2 separate regions of the Homo sapiens genome follow, and region 1 is linked to region 2. A link is an interaction called in ENCODE POLR2A ChIA-PET data of the cell type or tissue named here. Cell type or tissue: HepG2. All regions are shown on one strand. Region 1 overlaps ASAP2 (ArfGAP with SH3 domain, ankyrin repeat and PH domain 2). Region 2 overlaps ASAP2 (ArfGAP with SH3 domain, ankyrin repeat and PH domain 2).

Evidence for each region. ChIA-PET counts read pairs that join two places held together with the same protein. Peaks named below come from ENCODE experiments on the same cell type or tissue, not always from the same donor. Only the 100,000 strongest peaks of a DNase experiment are listed, where the experiment ranks them.
Region 1: POLR2A ChIA-PET joins it to region 2 with 7 read pairs; 4 of 35 experiments call an interaction of 5 or more read pairs at or near these places.

Annotation. Positions count from the first base shown.
Region 1 is chr2:9,361,479-9,369,478 of GRCh38, reverse strand. ASAP2 (ArfGAP with SH3 domain, ankyrin repeat and PH domain 2) reads right to left here. Exons shown (of 28, transcript NM_003887.3): 16 at 960-1,054. Among named protein-coding and RNA genes, the nearest start is that of ITGB1BP1, 58 kb to the left of the region's middle. RefSeq lists an enhancer at 4,005-4,299. In HepG2, no CTCF peak of the experiment used is centred here; a DNase peak (open chromatin) is centred at 4,138.
Region 2 is chr2:9,230,967-9,238,966 of GRCh38, reverse strand. All of the region lies in intron 1 of ASAP2 (ArfGAP with SH3 domain, ankyrin repeat and PH domain 2), which reads right to left. Among named protein-coding and RNA genes, the nearest start is that of ASAP2, 28 kb to the right of the region's middle. RefSeq lists enhancers at 3,680-4,305, 3,373-4,572, 6,787-7,341, 7,342-7,898. In HepG2, no CTCF peak of the experiment used is centred here; DNase peaks (open chromatin) are centred at 4,056, 4,476, 5,806 and 6,774; H3K4me3 peaks cover 2,534 bases.

The DNA of each region.
Region 1 (8,000 bases), 130 kb before region 2:
AGTCTAAGGCGAGCCGGACACCCACTGCCCGAACCCATGGGTCTCCCTGTCCACCTCTTCTCGAAGACTAGTGTGACATGGCCACTGACACTCTGATAAGATGGGCAAGAACATTCCCTGTTGTCAGCTCTGCACCAGTAGACACAAAAGCTTCTCCGCTGGCCAGGCACGGTGCCTCACGCCTGTAATCCCAGCACTTTGGGAGGCTGCAGCGAGTGGATCACCTGAGGTCAGGAGTTCGAGTCCAGCCTGGCCAACATGGTGAAACTCTGTCTCTACTAAAAATATAAAAATTAGCCAGGCGTGGTGGCATGTGCCTATAATCCCAGCTACTTGGGAGGCTGAGGCAGAAGAATCGCTTGAACCTGGGAGGCAGAGGTTGCAGTGAGCCGAGATCGTGCCACTGCACTCCAGCCTGGGTAACAAGAGTGAAACTCCGTCTCCCAGAAAAAAAAAAAAAAGCTTCTCCGTCAAGTTGTGTATCAACAATAACACAAACACAAACATTTTTTGAAGGAAGTAACACATTCCACATTTGCAAGGAGGCAAGGACGTTGGCAAGAAGGACGCTACATAATCACATATCTACCACAACCAGCCATCTCGGTGGCTCAGGATTATGCAGAGAGACCAAGACGGGGAAGTGACTCAACAGAACAGACAGCACAGGTGAAAAGTCCAGGGTCTTCCACCCACCAGTGGCGAGTGAGGCTCTCTACATACCCGCTGCACACACGCACAGCATCTGCGAAACCTGCCTGCTTTTGGCTTCTTCCTAAAAAAATTTCTATTTGGTCACCCAAAAGGTTAAAGTGACTAAGAAAACCCAACATAGGCTGATTTATTCCCTAAAGAAGCAACGATGGATGCACCCAAAACTTCTTATTCCCCTGCCTCCCGGGGCTCGGGCAAAGGCAAACCTTTACTCAGCAAATGAGAATAGCCAGTCCCATACTTACATGTCGCTGCCTGGGTTGGGTTTGACTGAGTCCTCAGCTGGTAGGCAACATTCCATGATCTCATTAAAGCCTGCATTCCCAATATTCTTGGCGAGCTGCAAAAATGAAAGTCTATTTCAGGATACTCAATTATTAATACATTCTACTGCTACACATTACCCATCCCCATCTGATGATTTATTTAATGGCCACTAAGAAATAGAGCAATAAAGTGGTTTGCCTTTAATGAAGATGGACAAAACCCAAAGCCCAAAGGTACCCATAAAATTAAAGATAAGAAGCGGCATGCCTATTACAGAGACGCATTGTCATAAAACGCGCTCTGGATAGAGTACAGACAGAGACAGGGAGAACCAGTAACTTGGTCCAATGTGAATTTCCATCCTTACCCACTCCTCCCAATGACCTGTGCCTCAACCAAAGTGAATCTATTTCACATCCTCAAACAACCTTTACTTATGCCAGCTATGAGGTAGTTCTGGTAGAGTGAAGCGGCACTGAGCCAGGAAAGCTAAGACTCAGGTTCAAATCACAGCTCCATTACCGGCTGTGTGACCACAGGCAAGTCAGTTTCCCTGAGCGGCAGAGTTTTCATCAGTAAAATGGGATGATACCTATACTTCTGGGTTGATAAAATTTAGGTGAAAACAGTAAACTGAAACACTAAAAATGTAATATATTAGCTCCAGATGTAAGGTCTTTACTTGCCAATCAATCTTCTGACATGTTAAACATTAAATTAACACATTCTTTTTTTTGAGACAGTGTCTTGCTCTGTTGCCCAGGCCGAAGTGCAGTGGCATGATCATGGCTTAATGCAACCTTGCCCTCCCCAGGCTCAGGTGACCCTCCTACCTCAGGTTCCCAAGCAGCGGGGACTATAGGCACACGCCACCACGCCCAGCTGATTTTTGTATTGTTTGTAGAGATGGGGTTTCACCATGTTGCCCAGGCTGGTCTCGAACTCCTGGGCTCATGCAATCCGGCCACCTCAGCCTCCCAAAGTGCTGGGATTACAGGCGTGAGCCGCTGCGCCTGGCCAGGTCAGATTCTTAAACGTTTAATGAAATAATACCAAAAGGGAGCACCAAGCTCAGTGCTTTGAGAAAACATATTTTCATTTCCATGTTCTGCTGGGGAGTCAGTGACGCTTGTGATATTTCTGCTCTCTATTGATTATGCAGGCAGGCCAGGCATGGTGGCTCACACCTGTATTCCTACCACTTTGGGAGGCCGAGGCGGGTGGATCGGCTGAGCTCAGGAGTTCGAGACTAGCCTGGGCAACAAGGTGAAACCCCATCTCTACTAAAATACAAAAGAAATTAGCCAGGCATGGCGGCGTGCACCTGTAGTCCCAGCTACTCAGGAGGCTGAGACAGGAGAATTGCTTGAATCCAGGAGGTGAAGATTGCAGTGAGCCGAGATCACACCACTGGACTCCAGCCTGGGCGACAGAGTGAGACTCCATCTCTACAAAAAAAAAAAAAAAAAATTATGCAGGCAAAGGAGTTAACAAACATGCTTTGGGAGAGGCTGCTGCAGCCTGAAATCGGGTCTATCTCTTGTAGGGAACTGACTGAAGGAGAGCCCAAGAGGTCTGGGTTAGATACACTGGAACTTCCTGGCGGCAAATAACATCAAACGGTGAAATGGGCTAGTGGGCTAGTGGAGGATGCAGACGCAATTTTTTAAAAACAGAAGAATTATGTGGGGTAGCCTAATAGCTGGATGATGAGCTTTCCTAATTCAACCCGGCCCTTGACACGTGGAAAAAGCTTTTTCTAGGCGGCCCAAAGCATAAAACATTAACCAACTCCACCTCCTTGCTCAGTCCTGGCTCTGGGACCTCAAGCCATCAGTCAGGAGGCAAAAGCCTAGAGGCTGCGTTGCAATTTTCCCAGGGACAACAGAATGGTCAGGTGGCACACCACTTAAGGTGACAGGTACCTATGCACCAGGAAGCTAATGCCCTGTGAAGGGTTTCTCAGGCAGCTGGTGTCAGATCCAGGACTGAACCCCAATGTCAGAGCGCCTGGTTTATAGCCAGGCAGCATACAATCCAAGCAGGACACTGTCCCCAGGTGAGCACAATGGTTTTCCCAAGTTGAGTGACAAAAATCACTGTGGCCCCCTCTATGAGCCAGGGGCCAACCACCCTGATGCCTCCTAGTTTGTGTTAAGCAGATGGGGGTGGGGAGATGGGAGGAGGAGAATTCCCCAGGAATCGAAGAGCTGCTTCCCTTCTGCTTGGACTTGGCTGGTTAACTGAGAGACAGCTGGTCCAGGGAGCCACCGCATCCATGTGTCACACTCATCCAATGCTAGAGAAACGTGCTACCTTGCAGTTCTGCCAAGTTCCAGTTTACGTTTCAGCCCATAGAGAACCCCTCCAGACCCATCGACAAAAGCAAAGCATTTGCAAATGGAGGCTGCAGGTGCCAGCAGGACAGGCAGGCAGAAACCAAGGGGGCAGGAAGGTGGCTGTCGACCTGAGCCCTGGCATCTCCTGCTTCTCACTGGCACCCAGAAGGAATTTGTGGGCTGCACTGAGGCAGAAATTGAGCCAGACTGGATGGAGGAGAGGAGGGAGTGTTTAAGTTCTGTATCACCCAGGGTAGCTCAGCCCAGTCCGTCGCCCTTCCTGTGGCCTCAGGAGCACACTCTGAGCCCCTCGTCTGTGCTGGGCATGAGGCATGAGGCACCCTCCTGCTCTATGGCAGCTCACTTCAACAAGGTAGCGATGAGTCAATAAGAAGCCCTGGAAAAGAAGTTCATCCTGAACACTATGAGGACAGCGGCACCAGGCCCAGATGAGCAGAGCAGTCCCTTGGCCAGGAGGCCCCTTTTCTTGGCACTCACCATACGGGGGAGTCGTCTGTGTGTGGGCATCTCCCTCCCTGATGGCCACACCCAGGACAGAGACACAGAATCACACACCTGTACGTCCTTAGCACCTACCTGAGCAGGGCCCACTGAGCCAAAATGAAGCTTTAGGTTTTATCTGGACATTGTTTTGAGAGTTTGGGGTGGGGCAGGGAAACCTCCTGTCCTGTTTTCATGTCTCCATGAGGAAGGACAACAATTGCTGTGACATTCTTCTCTGACTCACCCCAGGAGAGAACAGGCAAGTGAGAGAAACCAGACTTCCCTGACCGCTGAGCTCAGGAGACCCCAAGGTCAGCTCCTCCCTGATGTTAACTGGGCCCCTTGGATCCCCGAAGGGTGGAGGGCCTGAAGAGTGCAGTCCAGCTCTAAAGTACAGAGGGTAAAGGCCCAGACAAGGGAAGGGGCTTGACCAAACTGCTGCCTCCAAAGCAAAGAGCACAAAAGGACACTCTGGTGTGCAGGGAAAAAGTTTACATATGATGTCTTTACCTGACCCTTTAAAAGCTCTATTTTTGATGTAGTTTACAAAGTATGTATTTCTTAGTAAGTGTAGGTACATCATATGTAAGTAAGTACATGCTTTGGTGCTCAATTTTTTCTGATAGACTTTGTGGTTTAAAAAATGTTCAGAATCTTGGCTTTAAAAAAAAAGGCTAAAACACAGGCTCTGGAGTCTGATAGTTGGAATGTAAATCCTGCACTGGGTAAGTTTCTTAACCTCTCTGGTCTTTTTTTAAAAATGGAGCTCTCCATTTAGGTTAGATAATACAGTGTACGTAGAACACCTACAACAATGCCTGGAGCATAACAGTTCCTCCGTAAATGACCACTGATAGTCAATTTCCTGTTGCCCTAAGCAATTGCTTTTAGTATCTGGGTGGCACATTTCAGTCCTAGGTGAACTTAGAAGACAGTTGTAAGTCGTTAAGTTCTTCGTCTTTGAGGAGCTTTCCTCTCCACATGCTCTCTTTCAGATCAGACTGTGTGTTGACCCGCTTTAACATTTGACAGCTTATTAACAACCGTATGAGAACAGAAATAGAAGAAAGTCAAGAAACAGAAAGCTGAGTCAGTAAATATTTGGTAATGCTCTTGATGCCTGTTTTTTAATTTGATGTTTTTTTGTTTTGAGACAGGGTCTTACTCTGTCACCCAGGCTGGAGAGCAGTGGCACAATCTCAGTTCACTATAGCCAACCTCCTGGGCTCAGGTGATTCTCCCACCTCAGCCTCCCTGATAGCTAGGACCACAGGCATGTACTACCATACTCAGCTAACTTTTTTTTTTTTGTAGAGATGGGGTTTTGCCATGTGGCCCAGGTTGGTCTTGAACTCATGGGCTCAAGTGATCTGCCTGCCTCAGCCTCCCAAAGTGCTGGAGCTATAGGTGTGAACCACTGCGCCTGGTCTCATAAGATTTTTAAATGACTGACTCAAATTCAATTTCAGAATATCAAGAATTCCTTTATTAACTTCATGTATGATAGTGAAATTGATCATGATAGTAGTACCCTAGTACCAGTGATACTGTTTTTCATATGACCTGAAAAATCAAAGCTGAAATCATGATCTTCTACATTAAGAAGGAAATTTATCTTTTTAAAATCTGTGTTTACCAGAAAGTTTTTCCCAAAGTAGGTTTGCTTTAGAATCTAAAGATATTAAGCTGGTGTGTGCTAAAGTAGTTAAGATGACATGATTCCCCAGAACTAATTAATAATTCAATTATGCAACTTCCATTCCATTGGAAAAGAAGTAATGCTAGGCTGCAGGCGGTTCATGCCTATAATCCCAGCACTTTGGGAAGCCGAGGCTGGAAGACCACTTAAGCCCAGGAATTCCAGATTAGCCTGGCCAATATAGTGAGACCCTGTCTCTATGGAAAAATTTTAAAAAATTAGCTGGGCATGGTGGCACATGCCTATAGTCCCAGCTACCCAGAAGGATTGCATGAGCCTGGGAGGTAGAGGCTGCACTGAACCGAGATGGCACCACTGCACTCCAGCCTGGGCGACAGAGCAAGAACCTGTCAAAAAAAAGAGAAAGAGAAGACCTACAAATGACCAACAGGTATATGTATGAAAAAGTACACAGCATTAATCATACAAATCATCAGGGAAATGCAAATTAAAACCACGATCATCTCACACCTGTTAGAATGGCTTTTATCAAAAAGACAAAAGATAGCAAGTGTTGGCAGGGATGTGGAGAAAAGGGAAGGCTTGCACACTGGGTGGGAATGTAAATTATTATAATACAACCATTATAGAAAATGGTTATGGAGGTTCCTCGAAAAACTAGAACCACCATATAACCCACTTCTGGGTATTTACCCAAAAGATCTGAAATCAGTTTGTTGAAGACACGTCTTCACCATCTTGTTTACTGCAGCACTATTCACAATAGTCGAGATAGGGAATCAACCTAAATGCCACCAATGGACGAATGGATTTTAAAAATGTGGTATATATACATAATGGAATACTATTCGACCTGAAAAAAAGGACATTCTGTCATTTGTGACAACATGGATGAACCTGAAGGACATTATACTAAGTGAAATAAGCCAGGCAAAGAAAGACAAATCCTGCAAGATCTCATTTATATGCAAAATCTAAAAAAGCTGAACTCATAGAAGTAGAGAGCAGAACTATGGTTACCAGGGGTTGGGGGTGGGCATGTTGGTCAAAGCATGCAAAATTTCAGTTAGGATGAATAAAGTCTAGGGATCTAGTGTACAACACAGTGACTCTACTTAATAATAACGTACTGTATACTTAAAAATTTTGTTTTGAGACAGTCTCACTCTGTTGCCCAGGCTGGAGTGCAGTGGCAAGATCACAGTTCACTGTAGCCTCAACTTCCTGGGTGCTCAGGTGATCCTCCTGCCTCAGCCTCCCAAGTAGCTGGGACCACAGGTACTTGCCACCACTCCCAGCTAGTTTTAAAAAATTATTTGTAGAGATGGAGGTCTCCCTATGTTGGTCAGGCTGGTCTTGAACTCCCAGACTCAAACAATCTTCTCACCTCAGCCTCCCAAAGTACTGGGATTACAGGCGCCGGCCACCACACCAGGCTCAAGAGAGTAGATTTTAAGTGTTCTCACCACAAAACATAAGCATGTGAGGTGACAGATATGTTAACTAGCTTGATTTAGTCACACCCAATGTATACAACATACTAAAACATCATGTTGTACACTATAAATACATGCAATAAAAAATTAATTAAAAAAATAAAATCCTTTGCTGTCACAGCATGTCACCCTGAAACAGAGGCTGTTCTATTTACCCAAAAGAGGAGAGATGCTACTCCTGTGAGAGAACCTGTCCAGGCTGCACCCACCACTCTCCTTTCACAAGGCACCAAGGGGCCTAATGAACACTCACTATACAATAAAACATACTTCAATAAGCAAGTCAGCCGAGGCCCTGCATGGCATGCAACTCTGAATTGGAAAGGTTCGTAAGAACAGACAACCAGACAGACCATGCATGGCCTCCCTGGGGGTTCACATGCTAGCACATGGGGACCATTTTTCTGAAAGGATTTTGTTAAAGGAGATAACAATGATAACTAATACTTTATGGTTCTTAACGGTGTGTCAGACATAATTCTAAATACACACACACACACACACACACACACACACACACACACGCAGAGAAAGAGATAAGATAAAGAGGTAAAAAGACTTCAGGAAATCCTTCATCCCAGTACCTGATTGTCTAAGCAAAATAAAACAATCTGGATACTTTTAAAAGGCTTGAGGCCAAGCGCAGTGGCTCACACCTGTAATCCCAGCATTTTGGGAGGCCAAAGCAGGAGGATCACTTGGGTCCAGGAGTTCGAGACCAGCCTGGACATGGCGAAAGACCATCTCTACCAAAAATGCAAAACTTAGCCAGGCGTGGTAGCACTTGCCTGTAGTCTCAGCTACTGAGGAGGCTGAGGTGGGAGGATTGCTTGAACCCAGGAGGCAGAGGTTGCAGTGAGCTAAGATTGTGCTACTGGACTCCAGCCTGGGTCATGGAGTGAGACCCTGTCAAAAAAAGAAAAGGAAAAGGAAAAGAAAAGAAAGGAAGGAAAGAAAGAAAGAAAAAAGAAAAGAAAAGAAAGAAAGAAGCCTTGAAATTTCCAAGCTTTGCCAATGAAT
Region 2 (8,000 bases):
GGGAACACAGTACAGCAAGAGAAAGCAGGAGCAGGCAAACAGATCAGGAAGGAAGGAGGCAAACAGCGTTCACAGAAGACAAAATCATCTATGTAGAAATGCCAGGCAATCTACAAAAAAGCCACCAGAACCACCAAGTCAGTCAGGTTAGCAAGAGGGAAGCTTTCGGGGTGTTTTAGGTCATAATGGTGGGGATTACACAACTGTACATTTGTAAGATTCATCAAAGTGTACTCTTAGGGTAAATTTCATTGTATGTAAATTATGCCACCAAAAAAAAACTGGCCAAAAAGGGAAACAAACACCTTATTACTCCTGAACTCACAGGCTGTTGCCTCAGCCTCTCCTCCCCATGCAAACAAAACACTGTACTTAAACCAGTGCTATGGTTTTCCATCTCCAGGGAGACCTGTACACCAGAAAAGACCCTTGAGAAAGACATTTCCAGTAAGACAAGGGATGGAGCAGCCCCCATGGGAAGGTGGATGAAAGTGATCTGGATTCTGCACAGGCTGGTAAGACAATGCTTTTTCAAGCGGATGTGGCTGTAGCTCAGCAAAGCTGTGGACAATTTGTTTACAAAAGCCTGGAGTATTGTCAAATATCAAGCGGTTCCCCTAAGTCCAGCTCTCTGGTGTTACAGATGGGGAAACTGAGGCTCCAGAAAGAGGAACTAAGTTGCCCAAGATATAACATAAGAGTGTCTACCAAAGACTAGAGGAGCTGAGGTTTTAAAAACAGAACAAATACAAGGAACCAGCATACAATCTAAACCTGTCATCTGTGTGCACCATCAATAAGCTCATCCGTGTGAAGATCAGTAGGTAGCGGGTCAGCTAACAGTGTTAGTAAGTGCTCACCCTAAATTCAAACCCCAGCAGTCGGAGGCCAGAGCCATGGCTCCTCCCACACACTGACCACCTCCCTGTGGAAGAGGGAAACCCCAGTCCACACATGTGAGACACGCCAGCCCACGGATCCACACACTGGAGCCACAGGTCAGACACAGAATGCCACTCACCTCTAACATCTTTACCTCACCTCAGGGCTCTTCTGAATTGGGACAGAGATCATACTCTCAAAATCATGGGAAGAGATGGGATCATCTCACTGGTTTTCCTCAAGACAACTGCTCTGCAAATCAAAAGAAGAAACATGGGCACCTACTGTATACAATGTACTCCACCAGGTGAGCAAGAAAAGACTCAGTCTCCTGGTCGCTCAGAATCTAGCCTTCAACCAGAGCAGGCCAGGCACGGTGGCTCATGCCTGTAATCCCAGCACTTTGAGGGGCCGAGGCAGGAGGATCTCTTGAGCCCAGGAGTTTGAGACCAGCCTGGGCAACATACTGAGACCCTCATCTCTACAAAAAATAAAAATAAAAGTAATTAGCCAGGCATGGTGGCATGTACCTGTAGTCCCAGCTACTTGGGAGGCTAAGATGGGAAGATTGCTGGAGCCTAGGAGGTCGAGGCTGCAGCGAGCTGAGATCATGCCACTGCATCCCAGCCTGGGCAACAAAGCAAGAATCTGTCAAAAAAAAAAAAAAAAAGACCAAAAGACCCAGTGGGTGCTTCCTAAATTTCAGAAAATAGGCAGAACCATCTTAATCTTTTCAAAGGTATCAATTATGTTTTCATCTAAAAGTCACAATGTAAATGAGAAATGTCCTAATCCAGCCTCAGGAGTTGAGGCCCTGTTAAACTTTTCCATTTTCACTTTTTGAAAAGCAAAAGTCAGAAAGCAACATTAACCATCAAAATGTGTACAAAACAGGGCTTTTTTTTTTAACTCTCTTTTTTTAAAAAAGCTTCCACTCACTCAAGCCAGAAACCAGTGTTTTCCTGGATTCCCAGCCCGCACAGCCAAGAGGTCAGAGACTTGTCCCTCTTGCCTATTTCTCCAAGCTGTTCCTGCCTTCCCCTCCCCTTGGCCATGGCCTCAACTTGGACCTCGTCCTGCCTTCACTAGCCCCTGCCTGGTCCGCCTGCCCGTCTCCGTACCCCAGCCCTGCCTGGTACCCACACCAGCCTCGGGGGGGATCTTTCTGACACTCAGATATTGCCCTGTCCTTGTCCCATTCACTCAAAAAAGAAACCTGAAGTAGACAACACACAGCACCTTTGCTCCAACACAGGAAAGGAGAAAGAGAAAGAAAAGCAAGAAAAAAAAAATTTAACTGTGCTGACAAATAATTATAGTTCCAAATTTAAAGGCAGGATCTTTAAAAAACAAAAAAGTAAAATGCACTGTCTGTGTCTCTCATACATACACACAACCACCTACACATACATACATACAATAACAGATAACAGTTGCTTTTAATTTTTTAAATTTTATCAAGTTTTTATTTCCCTTTGCCTCTCCGGTAAAAAATCCTCTTTAGACATTAAGAATGTTTATACAGACAATTATAAAACTAAATTAAGTTCAAGCTCTTTACATCAGTACAGAGACAATTTTAATTTTATTAATCTTCATAAAAGTAAGATATCAAAATATACACCCTAAAAAGTTCATCTGGCATACTGCACAACACAGGTTAAAAAACAGAAAAAAATAATACAGGCAAGGATAAGAATATGTCAGGAATATAAGAGGATCAGCATTTCAATCTAACTCTTTGAAGATGTCGACGAACTTAATATATTCAAGTGGCCCGAAATGATCTTTACTTCGTGGCACTTGATTACCTACAAGCCTCTGCTTATGAAACATCCAGGTCAACTTCATACTGCAAAACTTACAGAGAGACTCAGGCCCACCAAGAGCAGGAAACAGGGGCCCCAAAGCAGTCCAGGTGCCAAGGACATCCCTTTGTCCCTCCCTGACCGGCCCTCCAAGTCCACCATCACCTGAAGCCTTTTGACCCAGCGTTTCTCAACATCAGGCCCGGACACACTTGGGACAAGGTACTTCTTTGTGGTGGGTGCAGTCCTGGGCACTGTGGGATGTGTAGTAGCATCCTGGCCTCCACCCACCAGATGCCACCAGCACCCCAGTCCCCAGTCCTGGCAGATCAAACATGACTCCGGACCTTGCCAGAAGTCCCCTGGGAGGCTAAACTGCCAGGTGGAGCAGCTCCATCTGCCTAAGCCCACTGCCCTTGCCATTCATGGGAAGGCATTGCCGGCTGCATCCACCAACCAAGTTCTCCGAGTTCTACCCTCAGGGTTCAGACATCTAAAACAACAGCAGCCTGACCACTTCTTACATGTTCCCATCACAGCTGCCAGGCCATGCGGCTCACTCTGCCCTACCCAGCCCGACACCTCAGCTGTCAGCCACTCCTGGCCCCGAGACGTGGTCTGAACTCCCCTGCCTCCCGCACGCTACCACAGCAGCTCACGTGCCCCAGCTCCAGTTCTCCCTCCTCCATTTCTCTTTACTTCACTCCCTTCACTCCCTAATGTACTGGGCTTTCCAATCAGCCCACCAAGGAGCCTCCGGCCATACAAGACAGAACTGCTGCAGGATGATTTACACATCCGGCCTCTGCTGGAATGAACAACATCTGAACTCTGCGAGTGAAATAACAGCAAGCCATGAGGAAAATCAGAGCCCTGGAAAGGGAAGGGCTGGGGTGCCACCCACCAGGGCTGGGTCCTGAGAGGCAAGGCTGCCTTGGCTACCTCTTAAAAAGAAAACAACTCTGCCCGGGGCAGCTGGCACAAGCTCCATCCCTGCCACACTGGTGCACAGGACGACCAGCCATCTGTGTGGTCCAAAAGGTCATCTAACTCATCAGGTTCAAAACTACAGGCCCCATCTCTAACTCGATTAATTCTACCATTAGTCACTCTGTAGCCACACACAGATCCCCGCCTACAACAGGACAGGAAAAGCTCCAGTTGGCATATGTCGGGCGGGGACAGTGAAACACGGCACTTGGAGAAATTCAGCTCGTCTGGAGACACAGGTGAGAGGCAGAGCAAGCAGAAGGCTGGGCCGTCTACTCCTTGCACCAGTCATCATTAGGAGTCAACTCCATGCCATTCTCAAATTCCTCTCTTATCACTTCCCCAAACAGGATGTGTTCAATTGGTGAGTCATGAAAAATAGGGTATTTCTAGAAATCCACTGGAAGGAAGGTGTGGGAGAACATTTCTAAAGAGTGAGAACAAAGAGACAATATGCAAAGCCACTGAAGCATTCGCAAGGCCGGAAGTGGGCTCCAGGCTGGGCCCCTGTGCATCGGCCCCAGAGTGGCTGACCAGACTTTATTCCACCTGCCCCCAGCTCAATTCAACAGTCCAACCAACTGAACCCTGAGTAAATCCATCTTCCTTCACCTTGGCTCTACCTACTCATTTTAACTGATTAGAAACAGCCCAGCTTCTGGATCCACACAATGGGGATAGTGCCCACTTCCCCAGGTGGCTGTGAAGTCCCAGATGTCCCATCTGTCCCCTCCCTGGTCTTTCATGACAATGTCCCAGCTGCCCCAGCAGGAAGTGATCTCTCCCTGCTTCTGAGCTCCTCCTATTATCAAGGCCCCTGCAAGGCCACGCGCCGCCATTACCTTGTTCTGGTGCAATCTGTGTGCTGTCTCCTCTCCCTCCACTAGCCAGAGCCCCAGCCATGCGACAGGCTCTGGCTAAATGTTCTCCCCGGGTTTTCTCACTGAATTCTCACACCAGCCTGTCTCTAGGCAGTCTGGTTATTGCTGCCTCCCATTTTACAGTTTAGGAAGCTCAAGCTTAGGAAGCTGAGAGGCAGCACAAATAGCGTCAAGAAGAAAAATGAACTCGAGCCAGAGTGCCCAGGCTTTGTGACTTCTCTGCTCAGTGACCCAGGGAACATTGCTTCACCTCTGTGAACCACTCCCCTCTTCCTTTTTTTTTTTTTTTTTTTTTGAGACATAGCTTCGCTCTGTCACCCAGGCTGGAGTGCAGTGGTGCGATCTTGACTCACTGCAACCTCCGCCTCCCGGGTTCAAGCAATTCTCATGCCTCAGCCTCCCGAGTAGCTGGGATTACAGGTGCCTGTCACCACGACCAGCTAATTTTTATATTTTTAGTAAAGATGGGGTTTCACCGTGTTGGCCAAGCTGGTCTCAAACTCCTGACCTCAGGTGATCCACCCACCCCAGCCTCCCAAAGTGCTGGGATTACAGGCGTGAGCCACCATGCCCAGCCCACTCCCCTCTTCTTTAAACATGGGGATGATGACAGTACCTAGCCACAGGGTTGTTGTAAGGATTAAATCCATTTAACATGTGTTAAGCACTTACTGCCTGGCACACAGTAAGTGCAATATAAGTGTTTGTTAAACACAAATGAGTAAATGAGCATATTTGCCCATGGCCACACAGGTATCAATTAGCAAAACCTATATCTGAGTCCAGGTCCAGCTGGCTTCAAAGCAGATGCTCTAATCACTACATAGGCTAAGCTATAACGAGAGGTCCTGAAGGGAATGAACCATTTCTTATCCATCTCTGCATTTCCTGCAAAGTGTATTGGTCCCAAGCCACCATACAACTTTTGTAAGTGTTACTTAAAAAGTAAAATCTGAAGAATTTACAAAAAGCTTTCTCTGAAAAGAGATTATAAAACACTAAAGAACTACCAGAGCCCATAAAGGAAAATAGCACAAAAAGCATAAAGGCCTCTCATCAAGGTAACCTTCTCATCTGGACCTTCCATTCTGAGGATGTTTATTCTGGAGACCTCAACATAGTACGGCTTCGCAATTCCTTCACTATCTGATAGACTCTTCAAAGTCCCGGCATAATACCAGCCTTCATTATAATTGTCACACAGACATCGATCACTATCACCAAAGCAACCACCAGGGTTAACCTCCCAGCCCTCCTGGACAGTAATTAGATGACTCAAACTGTCTCAAAGCCGTATCTCTGTATCTCTCTACCACAAAACTACTTTGGTCCCACTGAGCAAAAAAAACACAGAGCACAGACTGGCAGCATTCTCCATTCCTAAGAGGCAGCAATTTGGAAATAATAAAGGAAATCCTTGGATTCCTGCTGGCAATAGATACAGAACAAAACTGCAGCTGGGAACACGTCTAACGTGGAATTCCTTCTTCCAGAAGGGCAAGGCAGCCCCTCTGTACAAGGGCACAAACATATTTTTACTTTTTTAAGGATTTACACTCACTAATTCAACTTTCGAACCATTACCCTCTAAGAATCAAGTCCCCATGGCCAGAGAAACAAGCTTTCTATGAACCAATGACACCAGAGCTCCGGCAACAGCATGTCTCACTCCCTGCAATCTAAGCTGTAGTTGCCTGTCAGTTTTATTCATTCAACAAACACATATTAAACATATATGATGTGTCCAGTGCAATTCTGGGTGCTGAGGATGCATCACTAAGTAAGAGTCAAAAATCCCTGCCCCCAGGAAGCTTATGATCTAATGGGGAGAAGGGGAGATAGAAAATAAATTAAAAATATGACAAGTTATGTGCTAAGTGAGGTGGTTAAACAAATCAGACAAGTTCTCTGCACTTCCAAGATCATAGTTTGTCAAAGACAGACAGTAAATAACAGATACAGACAGTATAATGTGGACAGTCAGCTGCGAAAGGGGTACGGGGGCACAAAGCCAGCAGAGGAGGGCCCTCTAATGTGGCCTCCAAGGAAGGGGCACTGGGCTGAACTTCACAGAACAGGCAGGGAGATACGAAGAGCAGGGCGACTCTACAAACAGAGGGACCACCTGTGTAAAAGGATCGGGCGCAGGGCAGTGAGGCGTGTTGACACAGAGGACAGGCATGGATGAGATGGGGTGGGAGGGAGGCAGGGGCCAGGTCAACAAAGGAGAAGGACCCAGAGTCTGGTTACTTTCCAAAAGGTCAGGGAAGCCACCAACGTGTCTTCAGCTGAGAAGCTAAAGAGCAAATCTTTAAGACAATCACCATGACCTCAGTGGGAGCAGAGGCTGTTGAATGCTCTGGCTGACAAATGACAGGGGCACCCACTGCAGCTGGAGGAATGGAGAGAAGGGGCCAGATCAAGAGAGATGGAAGCAGGAGCTTCACTCACAGGACAAGATGGGCAACTGGAGCAAGCCAGGCAGACTTATGGTTGCCACTTCCCAAAGTGTCCGCTGGGTCAAGTGGGTGGGAGGGGCACAGCCCAGCTCTCAGTCCTCACCTGCTGCAGGGAAGGGCCAGGCTGCCAGGTGACAGAGCTAAAACCTCAAGGATGGCATGCGAGACGGCACAGAGAGGAGAGTCTCCAAAGGAAGGCATGGCACAAGGGCTCCAACTAGCAGAAGGACCATGGGAACACAGCATGCAGATGCCAGGGACACCCAAGGGCCAGGCAGACAGACAGGCCCGCTGCTGTGCAGGAGTCTATGAGCAAGAACAGGGCCCTCTGACAGGAGGAAGAACAGGCAGGCGCAGGCTAGGGGTGTGGCGGCACCCGGGCATCTCAATGGGCATGCACACACAACAGAGCTGGCCTCCGGGAGGTGGCAGCTATGTAACATGACCAGCGACTGCTCACTGGCATCTCAGCGAACGGGTAGCAGGTACCGAGTCATGACGCAAACCCAAGTCTGTCAAAGCCCAGGCTGTTGCCTCCATACCAGATGCTAAAACTGGGTCTTAAAGTTAGATGTGACCTGACTTAAGCCCTAGAGCAAGTTCCTCCTGGCTGAGGTCAGAGGCAAGCTTGGCTGGGGAGAGGAAGAGGGCAGAGCCTGAAAACCTGGTGAGGAGTCAAGGAAACTGTCACCTGCTCCCTGGAGGTGACAAGGTCCTGGCTACAGGAGGGAGTGAAGGGAAAGGATTCACCCCAGCAAACCCTTCCAGCAGAGAGAAACACCCAGCCACTGCCTTTCCCCCATCCATCCTGCTGGCAGGAAGCACAAATTCCTCTTGCCCAGGCTGGCATAAGAAGAAAAAGGAAGGAAGTGGCCTGGGGAAAGTGACCGACATAGAACCGCAAAGCAGCCGAGCCTGGGCAGCATCTCCCCGCCAGAAACAGGCAGGGGTTTGTGCTGCCAGGAAGCAAGAAGCTGGAC